2 separate regions of the Homo sapiens genome follow, and region 1 is linked to region 2. A link is a contact called in ENCODE Hi-C or POLR2A ChIA-PET data. All regions are on one chromosome and are shown on one strand. Each heading gives the region's core, a stretch centred on a gene start or an enhancer-like site at or near the end of the contact. The rest is flanking DNA. Distances are from core to core; before and after follow the strand shown. Region 1 overlaps DIRC3 (disrupted in renal carcinoma 3). Region 2 overlaps DIRC3-AS1 (DIRC3 antisense RNA 1).

Region 1 (5,768 bases), core at 1,620-4,119, 420 kb before region 2:
CTCTCTCTTCCCCTCCCCTCCCTCTCTAATTTCATGGGACTTGTCTCAGTGTGAGGAAAGCATCTAATTAGTCTTAGAGGTCCTCCTGTCCAGAATTTCTAAAGCCGTGCTCATGACAAATGTCCCAGGCTTGAACGGGACATTTGAGAAACTCTGGGCCAAGAGGAGCAGCACAGAGCCACCCAGAGGATGGCTCTATAAAATGGGGTTACAATAGTGCCTTACCCAGAGGATTTGAGATAAACCACTTAGAACAGAATTCATGTGTGGAGGCCAATACAAAACATCACCAAAGTTAAGCTGCTTTCCCTCTCCTCTTCACTGTAGGGTGCTCAAAGCCTCTACTATGCTAAGGAGAACAGAGAGCTCCAAGAGGGTTGGTAGAGTTGCAGCATTTCCCAGGATTATTTGTCCAGTGAAACCTCTTGCCATGGAGCATCTAGTGGGGTCAGAGTTCCTCAAATCATAGTTGGGAAATATTGCTAATCCAAGCCCCTTATTACAAAGGGAAGTGGAAGCCTCCCTCCCCAAGTCCCTAGAGCCAACTGGGGCACACGGTCAGGAGGCTGGGCTCCTGCTGGGGGAGCAGCTGAACTTGGCTCCAGGATAGCACCCACGGGCCTCCTGTGGTGCTCCCAGGAGCCTTGGCAGTGTCCCTCTAGGGAGTGTCAAAAGCCCTGGGAGGCATGGGGTGTGCGCACCTTGTAAAAATGACCCTGCTGTGGATGCCGGGGCTTGCGCCCACAAAGATGGGTTGCCAGAAGCCCGTGAGAGTGGATGTTGGGGGAAGGGGTGGCTAGACCCTCCCTTCCTTGTGTTTCTGTAGGTGAATCCTCTCGGCTTCAGGGAAGGACTGATAGGGCTCTCAGAATTATGTACCCTCCTGGCCCCCAGTCTGGAATCTGGAAGCTGGACTCTCTCCCTCCTAGGTCTGTATCGTAATCTTTTTGGTGTTGATCTGTAGGAAAGATGATGCCTGCTCCCCACCCCCTCTTAAATTCCTCTTCAGCCTTCTTTGGAAGGTCCTGGTAATACTCTAGCTGCCATCACCTCAGTTGTAACTTCTGAATACCATTAACCCCCTCTCCTGGCAGCTATGACCTGGTTAGAGTCTTATTAGGTTCCCAAGGGTAATGAGGTTATCACCATTTTTTTGCCCCTTTTCTTCTCCCAGAATAGCGGGTCTTCTAAAGATGCTGTTCTCGGCTGGGCGCGGTGGCTCACGCCTGTAATCCCAGCACTTTGGGAGGCCGAGATGGGCGGATCATGAGGTTAGGAGATCGAGACCATCCTGGCTAACACAGTGAAACCCCGTCTCTACTAAAAATACAAAAAATTGGCCGGGCGTGGTGGTGGGCGCCTGTAGTCCCAGCTACTCGGGAGGCTGAGGCAGGAGCATGGTGTGAACCTGGGAGGCGGAGCTTGCAGTGAGCCGAGATCGCACCACTGCACTCCAGCCTGGGACAGAGCGAGACTCCGTCTCAGAAAAAAAAAAAAAAAAAAAAAAGTTGCTGTTCTCTTCTTTGCTGCTGCTGCTTTTTCTTCTACTACTACTACTACTACTTTTCTTCTTCTTCTTCTTCTTCTTCTTCTTCTTCTTCTTCTTCTTCTTCTTCTTCTTCTTCTTCTCCTCCTTCTTCTTCTTCCTCCTCCTCCTCTTCCTCCTTCTCCTCTTCCTCTTCTTTTTCTTTCTCCTCCTCCCCCCCTCTTCTTCCTCCTCCTCCTCCTTCTCCTCCTTCTCTTCTTCTTTCTTCTCTCTTCTTGACAGAGTCTTGTTCTGTCGCTTAGGCTGGAGTACAATGGCATGATCATAGCTCACTGCAGCCTCAAACTCCTGACCTCTAATGATCCTCCTGCCTTGACCTCCCAAATTGCTGGGATTACAGGTGTGAGCTACTGCCTTCTTAGCTTCTGTTTCTGGGTCACTATAGCTTAGAGCTGGTTTGCTTCAGAACTAGCCCCTGTTGTTGACTTCAAAACTCTTCTAACCAGGGAAAAAGAAACCTGGTGAGGGAGGATATAATTCTCCTATAGTCCATCTTCCAAAGGGGTGGAGTTCCACTGCCCCAGTGTCAGATATCCACTTAGATTTCTGTAGCAGCCCTTCTTTGTCTTGACCAAATGTGCTGACTTGCAGGGTGCTCTCTGTGCCTGACTGGGAGAGCGACTCCCTTCTCATCGCAGCCTGTCCTCTTCACTCACGTGGGGTCTCAGCCCAATGGAGAGGGTGGCTGGGTGCTAGTGATAGCCCAAAATTAGGTCTGGAGGGCCCCCAGCATAATGAAGGGGCCTAAGAATGCCCAGACTCTGGTGAAGCTGGCAGGTAGGGCAGGCTGGTACGAGCCTCCACTCACCTGTGAGCTGGTATCTGCCTAGTTGCTTGGTCTAGGAGAATGGATGACTCTCATTTTGAGTGCTTTTTGGGGGCAAAAGAAGGGAGGTAGGCTATTTCTTATTGTCTATGCCAGGGCCATAGGAACCTGAGGGGCCAGGCCATACAGAATAGTTCCTTGTATGGGAGGTAAGAGGCAATGGTACCATGGCATTGCAGGTCCCTGTCCCTGTCCCACCTTCAGAGCCCTTGGGAGTTCTTTGGCTGCTCTGTGACTCAGGGGTCCTGAAGGCCCAGGCTGGCTCTGCCCCATGTTCTGGGTGGTTATGCACCAGAACCACCGCACATATGTCAGATCTGCTCCTATGGCAAGGGCCAGGCCTTTGCCCTGTGGAGGCTGCAGGGCACACACAGTCCTGTTTACCACCCATATGTCCTTTCCGGAGTGGATGCCAGCAGCCTGCGGAGGCTGTGGGATCTCACTGGAAAGCCAGGGCTGGGTCCAGGAAAGTTGATTTTCCTCTCCTGAGATGCCTGCATGGGCCTCAGGCCAAGCTCTGCTGAGGGCTGGCGACTGACTGGGAAATGTTCAGCTCCCCTGTCATTGTGGACTCCAGTGGCAGCCTCTGGGGAGGAGAAAATCTGCATGGAGGGCAGTGCAGGCTCGCCTTGCTGATGAGACAGAACAAAAGGGAGGGGGGTGGGTTACTGGAGAGGGGACAGAGGATGTTCCTCAGGGGTAAAAGTGCTGACTAGTGAATCTGACCCAGGAAGAGGAGGAGGCAGCAGGAAGGGGGAAGGAAAAGCAGTGGAGATATTGGAGGAGCCAAAGGGGGCACAATTGTTCCTCCCCCGAAGGGGAAACCATGGGGAGCAACAGCTGGAACAGGAGTGGAGCTTGGAGGGAGACAATAATGGAGCTCGATGCTTTGAGATTCAAGATGGCAGTACCAGAAAGGTTGACTCCACTTGGTAAGTGGAGAGGCCTCAGGACAGGCAGAGGAAATTCTCTTTTTGGAGTTTGACTCCATGTCTTGTGGGCTTTCACTGAAGTGCAAACCCATGAGGGCAGAGATTCCTCTCTGTTTTGTTCATTGCTTCAACCCCAGTGCATAAAATAGAAGCCAGCACAGATTAGATTCTTAAAAAAAAGTTTGTTGAATGATAAATAGTTTGAACACAGGGATATAAGAAAAGGAACATTATATCTTAGGGCAAGAGCTAAAAGTCTCTTTCAGATCTACTCTGGGGCCCTAGAAATGCTTGACAAGGAGTAGTTTGGGGAATATTTAGGATCATCCCACTGCAGGGAGCAAACTGAGGGAGACTTTTAACTAGGGGAGAGGCAGGCAAGGTAGACTGTGCTGGGGGTGATCCAGGCCAGAAGACAAGGGATAGGAGGTCTTGGCCAAGGTGAGTGGATAGAGGAACAGGGTATGGAGTCAGGTGTCACACCGGGTGGGCTTAGCCTGCCTTCTGAGGCTCTGGAGAAGGTGATCTTCAGGAGTTTAGGTGGCCCGGGGATGTCTGTACCCCAGCAGCAGGGCCTCAGAGCAAATCAGGAACAAGAGCAAGACAAGGGGGCTGGGCATTTGGAGTTGGGTCTCAAAGCAGATTACCAAGACAGGGCCTCAGGATGGGCCCAAGGCAGGAGGAGGCCAGTGACCATGCACGTAGGCCTCGGGGCCTCAGGGCTGCAAGGCCAAAGGGAGCTGTGTCCCAAGGTGGGGGATGAAACTCCTTTCTTTGGCTTCCTGTAAGGATTCACACTGGGATTTGTGACCTGGTGAGCTGCAGGTGGAGGTCTGGGGGACCTGTGACTCTATGGTAGGAACAGGAGAGCCTCAGACATTGGGAAGCAGACAGGGTCCTCACATTGGGCACATCAGCAGCAGGCATGGCGTGAACAGACACAAAATAAAGAAGTTAGCTGAGTGGACAAGAAAGGCCAAGGAGGGTGACCGTGGAGGTCACAGGCAAAACGGAGGCCTTTGTGTGATGTGAGAAGCAGGCTCTCTTTTCTCTGTGGGACAGACTTGGATTTCTGTGCTCAGCGCAGAACCAGTGCACAATCTTTCCAGGGATGAATAGTCCTTTCTGTGTGACAGAGAGTGCCACCTGCATCAGAGAGTGGCTGGGGAAAGAGATGAAAGAAAGAGGTGACTTGGAGATAATTGCAGACATGGAGTATTGAACACTTGCAGGAGGAAGCAGGCAGATGTCGTGTTATACTAGGAAAAGAAAGTAAATTTCCTAAGGCCACAAGCATGTTGGTGGCACAGCTGGTCAAGACTTAGGTGGGATGTGCTCTCTGCCACCCCCCACTGCCTCCCAGGGGCCCACGCAGAAGTTTGGAGAAAAAGAGTCCCTGAAAGGTGGCTGAAGTCAGTGAATAAATAAATTAATGGAAAGGGAATGTGTTTTCTGACCCCGATTTCAGGGAGGGCAGCTGGGGAGAAGGCCAGGGGTTTGTACTCAGGAAATGCAGCCTCCAGAAGCCGGGCAAATCTGAGCCTTTCCCCGGCATCTGAGGAAGCCATGGATAAAGTCATCCATCATTTTCTCAGTGGTGTGGAGAGCTCTGGCAGTCCCAGAGTGAGGCAGGAAGCCCCACTTCATGGCACTTCCAGAGGGGTCTGATATTTGTTTATGCGAGACATGGTCCAGCTAAGAGTGACTTGATGATTCAGCATCTCCAGGGTGGGTGAGGTGGGAGGAGGCCAGCCTGGAGGGTGGGTCCTTTTCTGTTGGCCAGTCCCTGACTCTTGGAACTCTCCCTGCAATATCTGAGAGAGCAGGAGCACTTAATTATTCATTCCACAAACACTTCCTGGAAACTGACCTTGTGCCACGCATGGGCTAGGAGCTGAGCAAAGAATGGTGAGCAATGGCAGGTGTGGTCTCTGCTCATGTGGAGCTTTGTGTCCAGTGGGAGAGAGAGGGTTACTCAAATAATCACAGACTGGGATGTGCGTTCTAAGGAGATTTTGAAGTCAGGGAGGATTTCTTTGCACAATAACACCTGTGTTGAGATAGGAAAGGCGATTAGACTCTTTCTAGGTGAGGTAAGGTGGTGTGAGGGAAGACATGAGTTTTCCTCTAGGGGAGCAGCATGGGCTAAGGCCCTGTGGCAGATAGAAGCATGGTGTGTTTGACAAAAATCTGAAGAGCAGGGAGACTTATCAGGAGGTGGCTGGATACTTGGGCCAAGGGCCCAGGTTGTGCGGAGTGAGAGGAAGGCTTTATCTTCATCCTAAGGAGCAATGGGAAACCTTTGAGGGCTTTTAAACGATGGTAGTGGAGGGTGGATGTTTAACATAATTAAATATGCACTTTGCAAAGCTCCCTTTGGCTGCTCTATGGACAACATATTTGAGAACAGAGTGGATTTAAGGAGACCAAATAGGAGGCTGTGTAAGTCATCTAGGTGAAGGAT
Region 2 (5,950 bases), core at 2,546-5,045:
GCTTTCTGCCTTCTGGGTTCACGGTGGGACTGCATTTCTTGCTCGCCTTCTTCAGACTGAGCTGGTACCAGATAACTAGTGTTGGCCAATGAGTTGTGAGTAAAAGTGATGCGTGTTACTACCATACTATCATATTAAATTGCTGGTACAAAACCATTCAAAGATCTCTTTCCTTTTGCCGATAATGACCAGGCAGGGACTGCCTCATTGGGCTAGATCCTTCAGTGAGGGTGATACAGCACAAAACCTACAGCCAAGCCACAAGGGATGTATAGTACAAGTGAGAAATAAATCTTTGTTTTAGGCCACTGATATTTGGGAGGACAGGACTGTCACCGAAGCACAACCTCCCTCGTACTGAATGATGCATGCTAGGAATTACAACCCAGCCACCTCTCTCCTTTCAGTGAAAGCCCCAGAACAGCTCCAAATTCTGTAAAGCAGAATTCAGAATCTTTTATTTTTCACTCTTGCATCTACATCTAATTTCCACTGACCACACTGTACTTGCCTAGATCTTAGGGTCTGGGAAATTTTCCATTCTCAGTTTGTATCTACCCTACATATCCACATGTAAGGGAACATGTGTTTAAAGATGACAGAGACCCTGGAGCACATTCAGACCACTGGTGTTAGGAACCTTGCATTATACCTCCATTTGCATAATGATACCTTGCTAGGACACAGTGACTTCTGTTTACTTCACATAGATTATCTCATTCAATGGGCTGATAGTTTTAATCTGACTGGTTTGGTTTTCATTACAAAGGGAAAGATCACAAAGCCATTTGGTGTAAAAAGGCAGAATCCTTCCAGATCTTTTGTTCCCTCCACATGGTTCCAAGCCCATGCTTAAATGCAGGGTGGAGTAATGATACCAGACACTGCAACCCAGAGCCCCAGCAAGGGATCACTATGTTGTAGTATTTGGAAATCACTGGTGATATACACTCATCCCAAACCTGACCCCAACCTCCTCCTTCTAACCAGGTAGGTAGTCCAATTTAATCTCTCATAACATTCATGATCAAAATGAAAATGTATATACTTTTGTCCCTAAGCTAAAGAGCTCACTTAAGAGATTCATAATACAGGCCGGGTGTGGTGGCTCACGCCTGTAATCCCAGCAATTTGGGATGCCGAGGCAGGCAGATCACCTGAGGTCAGGAGTTTGAGAACAGCCTGGCCAACATGGTGAAACCTCGTCTCTACTAAACATACAAAAATTAGCTGGGCATGGTGGTGGCGCATGCCTGTAATCCCAGCTACTTGGGAGGCTGAGATAGGAGAATCGCTTGAACCTGGGAGGCAGAATTTGCAGGGAGCTGAGGTAGCACCACTGCACTCTAGCCTGGGCAACATAGCAAGATTCTGTCTCAAAAAAAAAAAAAAAAAAAAAAAAAAAAGAGAGAGAGAGATTCATGATATATAGTCCTAGAATTTGGAATTAATCTGATTGAACAGTTTCCAAATACTGATCCACATGCTGCAAGTGCAATTTCTTCTTTCTTTTGCATTCTTCCTTGCTTCCTCCCTCTGTTCTCCAGTAACTATTCACCTCTTCCCTTTCTTGCCTTGCTTCTTCTCTTCATTCCTGTCATTCATATTATGGAATATAGTTTTCTGGGCCACAGCATGATTTGAAACATGGGAGGGTGATCCACTTGCCCACCTAGCACAGTGTCTCTTTCACAGGATTCTTTTTACAAACAATTATTTGGCCTTTGTTTGAAGAGTCCAGTGCTCCTAGGTTTTTAAAGGAGCCCATTCTACTTGATATTTTTAGTAGTTACATAGTTTTCCAGTTTTTAATATTAACAAATTGGCAAAAGCAAGCAGGCTATTCTGTGTGAGACTCATCTGCCAAGTAACCTCAGTATGTCACTTTCCAGGAGCAAATAGTTCATGCATCTCCCACTCCCAAGTAATGATTCTCTGATTTTAAAAACCACAAGGGCTCAATGTCTGAGACTACTGCTAAGGGTTTTAGTATGCATTTTGCATTTCAATAAACTAATAGGAAGTAGGCTCCAAATTGGATGTGGTATGCAAGAGAGGGCAAGTTTTGAAGTTCTAAGAGCAAGACAGTTGGCAGCTGTTCTCTGAAGTTCTCTGCTTCATCTCAGAAAGGGCTTTTGGATGGCCTGTGACCATACAATTCCACCAGATGATCTGCTCACTGGCCTGCAAACAACCTGGCCTCTCCATCCTCAATATTTAGCTCCTGCTATTCCCTGTGCCTACAACTTTCCAGAACTTTTCCTGTATTATTCATCTGGGCTTCCGCCTTATATTAGAATTGTCAGGCCTCTGAGCCCAAGCCTGCACGTATGCATCCAAATGGCCTGAGGCAATCGAAAACAACAAAAGAAGTGAAACAGCCAGCTCCTGTCTTAACTGATTGACCAACCTTAAGACATTCCATTATGACTTGTTCCTGCCCTGCCCCAACTGATCAATCGATCGACCTCATGACATTCTTCTTCTGGACAATGAGTCTTTTATGATCTCCGCACCATGTGCCTTGTGACCCCCCTCCTCCGCCAGCAATAGATAACCACCTTTTACTGTAATTTTCCATTACCCACCCAACTCCTATAAAGCAATCCCTTCCCCACTCCTTCACGGACTCTCTTTTCGGACTCAGCCCACTTGCACCCGAGTGAAATAAACAGCCTTGTTGCTCACACAAAGCCTGTTGGTGGTCTCTTCACATGGATGTGCTTGACAAGAATATCAATATTTTTGCCTTCACTTCCTGCTCAACTTCATAGCAATACTAAATTGTTATCAATATGAAAGCAAGAACTACATGTGACTTATTTTTTAAAAATCTTCATCCAATTTCCAACACAGTGCCTTGGGTTCAAAATGGGCTTTCAGGGCGGGGCACGGTGTCTCATGTCTGTAATCCTGGCACTTTGGGAGGCTGAGGTGAGAAGATCTCTTGAGGCCAGGAGTTTGAGACCCACCTGGGCAACATAGCAAGACCCTGTCTCTACAAATAATTTTTTAAAAAAATACCCACACACCTGTAGTTTTATATACTTGGGAGCCTGAGAAAGGAGGATTGATTGAGCCCAGGAGTTGGAGGCTGCAGTGAGCTATGATCACATCACTGAATTCCAGCCTGGGTAACAGAGCAAGTCCCTGTCTCTTAAAATAAAAATAAATGGGCTTGCAGTACCAGAAAAAAAAGGGCCATTACAGTTTGTGACCTAATTCATTCAAAGGGGAGGTCACTCACAATAGGAATTTCACACAAAAGAAGGAAGCACCCCATCACACATTGTAATTGAAAACTGTGGCTCAAGAATCAGCTGGACAGTTTGCCCTTCTAAAGCAGAAATGTTTAGGCAAAGAGGACAAGCTGATTAAAGAGGCAAAGAGGACAAGCTGACTGAAGAGGCAAAGAGGACAAGCTGATTGAAGAGGCAAAGAGGACTGCTGAGGAGTGATGGAGGAGGAAGATATGTAGGAACTTCCCTGAAGCCCTTATGTCACTGACTTGCCAATAAATTGGTTTAAACAACAATAACAACAACAACAAAAGCAACATGTCCAGGCCTAAATCTGATCCTTCCCTCAGACAGACAGTCACAGCAGCATGTAGGCTGGGAGGCCCATTCTGTGCCCTCTGGTATGACCTTAGAGGGCAGGATCAGCAATGAAATCCTGGCTAGAGGAAACAAAGACCATGTGTAAACAGTTCACCTCCACTCCTGAACTACAACACTGTTTGACATAGTTTAAGAGTGACGTTGACCTTCTTCTGCTGGCTCTGGAGCTAGCCAGGAAAAACAGCAAGAAAGGAATGAGAGGAATGAGAGTTAGCAGGTTACTGGTCTGCAAGATGTCCTCAGGGGGGTTTGGGGTTGGTGCAATGGTGAGGGCAGCCAGGGAAGTTCCTAGGCCTATTGTCTTCTGCCAGTGCCCCTGCTAATCGCTGAGAAAACTCCCCTGAGCCACATGCAACGATGAAGTAGGTAACAAATCATCCACATCTCTGCATAAGGCAGTTTTGCCACTGAAGGTGTTATTTTTTTACAGTTGTCTAGTTTAATATCTCTTTGGTAATGACGGATGTGCAAGGAGTGGCAGGAAACTTTACCTAATGGTGGCAGGACAGGGTGAGTGTGTGTGTGTGTGTGTGTGTGTGTGTGTGTACATATCCACCACCCCCAACACATGGGCCCCTCGAGAGCTTCCTCACCTCTCATTCTCCTTTTCAGAAAGTTCTAGACCTGTGAATAGCACATTATGCTATGTTGCTTTATTGTATCACTGTCTATAATGACATAATTCACATACTAGCTAAATCTTTTAGTAATTCAGGATAAGCCTTTTTCTCCCTAAATAGTTGTTAACATCTGGAAGGCTTTACAGCCTTTTCCAGATCTTTTGTGCCCTTTCATGCATGGCATAGTTCTGGGCATATGGGGACTACTCAGCGGATATTTGTGAATAGGCTCATTAAGCAACTTTATTACCTGATATTGATAGAATTCTATAATTTTCACTACACTATGACGTTGAAATGAATCCTAAGGGCTTATAGCCAAATCGGGAGAGACTGTGCACAGCAGTCCACTTCTTATGGCATTCTGTGTGTGCGTATAAGTGGACACACCAGGCCGCGCTGTTGAGTAGATGCGCAGGGGTGGCTGGATGGACTGCCTGGTGACTTTTTCCTTAAGCACTCAACCGAATTGTCTAACTCCTAAGTGGGTGATGAGGCAGGAGAACAGTGTCTGGAGGCAGGGAACCTAAGGCTGTTTCACGCTGACTTCCTAGAACTAACTTGAAAACCCTAACTTTCCACGCCTAAGTAACAAAAGGACCAGAGGCTACTCCCTTTGACCTTTTCTGCCGGGCAGATGAGAAATTGGCTGTCCACCACAAATCAGACTGATTGCAGGTCTAGTCTTTTTTCGCATAGAAATATAACTTTGTAACTTCACCTTAGCCTCTGATTGGTTGTTTTTTGCAACCAATCGGATGTTTGCACAGGAGTGTGACCTTTGTAACTTCATTTCAGTCTCTGGTTGGCTGCTTTCTGCAGCCAATCAGAGTGATTGCCGGCTACCGCTTCATTTACTTCAGGTGAGCATGAAGTGGCCAATGGGAAACTTCTAGGGGGTATTTGGACCCAAGAAGATTTCTGTGTCTGGGCCCTTGAGCCACTGCATGGGTCCGCTTCCACACTGTGGAGTGTACTTTCGTTTTCGATAAATCCCTGCTTTCGTTCTTTTGTTGCTTCATTCTTTCTTTGCTTTGCTGGGCATTTTGTCCAGTTCTTTGTTTAAAATGCCAAGAACCTGGACAAGTTGAAGTCACAACCCTCTACCGGTGACAGTGGCATATGTTTAATGTAAACACAATGTTAATAAGAACTAACATTTATTGAGCACTTATTATGTGCCAGACACATCCCAGGCTCTTTCCATTAATTAAATCCTTGCCACAAACCCTGTTGTTATCCCTGTGTTAGAGAGAAGAAAGGCTGCCCAGCCCCTGACTTCTTGTGAGGTGCATGCCTGTCTTTGAACCCAGGGAGCCTGGATACCGAGCCCCAGCTTTTAATCCCTGAGCTGTTGAAGAAAAATACATTTGTTCATGTTCGTATGTTATCTCTTGATCTGTCTCGAATAGATATGAAAAAAAATTTTTTTTATTTTGTTGTGCTCTCTGACCATAGTGTCAAGCAAGTATAGGGCCAATGTTGGGCACCGGCTTGGGATGTAGAGCTGTTGTTCAGCAGCTTGAATCTATGCACACAGAAAGCATGCTCAGAAAGGAACATATTACCCATTAAAGATGAAATGAGGCTAATGGACTGCTTTTGGGAAAAGATGAAATGTGGTCACAATGAAAGAATAGGGGCATGACCATAATTAATGAAGTAATAATCACTTTTGAGCTTAAATAAGACCTAGTTCTTTGATTACAA

What was found. A loop is a pair of places that touch in the nucleus more often than their neighbours do. ChIA-PET counts read pairs that join two places held with the same protein, here RNA polymerase II (POLR2A).
Region 1: a loop to region 2 is called in a map of gastrocnemius medialis, with 2.8 times the contacts of the local background. The contact joins two enhancer-like sites. A Hi-C loop is called at or near these places in 1 of 168 maps with a recorded cell type or tissue (gastrocnemius medialis). POLR2A ChIA-PET finds 5 or more read pairs at or near these places in 1 of 52 experiments (AG04450).

Annotation. Positions count from the first base shown.
Region 1 is chr2:217,746,281-217,752,048 of GRCh38, reverse strand. The region is part of intron 2 of DIRC3 (disrupted in renal carcinoma 3); the gene reads left to right. Among named protein-coding and RNA genes, the nearest start is that of DIRC3, 41 kb to the left of the region's middle. Within about 2 kb of position 2,869, at least 2 of the 41 ENCODE cell types and tissues checked have a DNase peak (open chromatin) inside an H3K27ac peak, as active enhancers do.
Region 2 is chr2:217,329,561-217,335,510 of GRCh38, reverse strand. All of the region lies in intron 4 of DIRC3-AS1 (DIRC3 antisense RNA 1), which reads right to left. All of the region lies in intron 8 of DIRC3 (disrupted in renal carcinoma 3), which reads left to right. Among named protein-coding and RNA genes, the nearest start is that of DIRC3-AS1, 50 kb to the right of the region's middle. RefSeq lists enhancers at 435-1,147, 3,531-3,825. Within about 2 kb of position 3,795, at least 8 of the 41 ENCODE cell types and tissues checked have a DNase peak (open chromatin) inside an H3K27ac peak, as active enhancers do.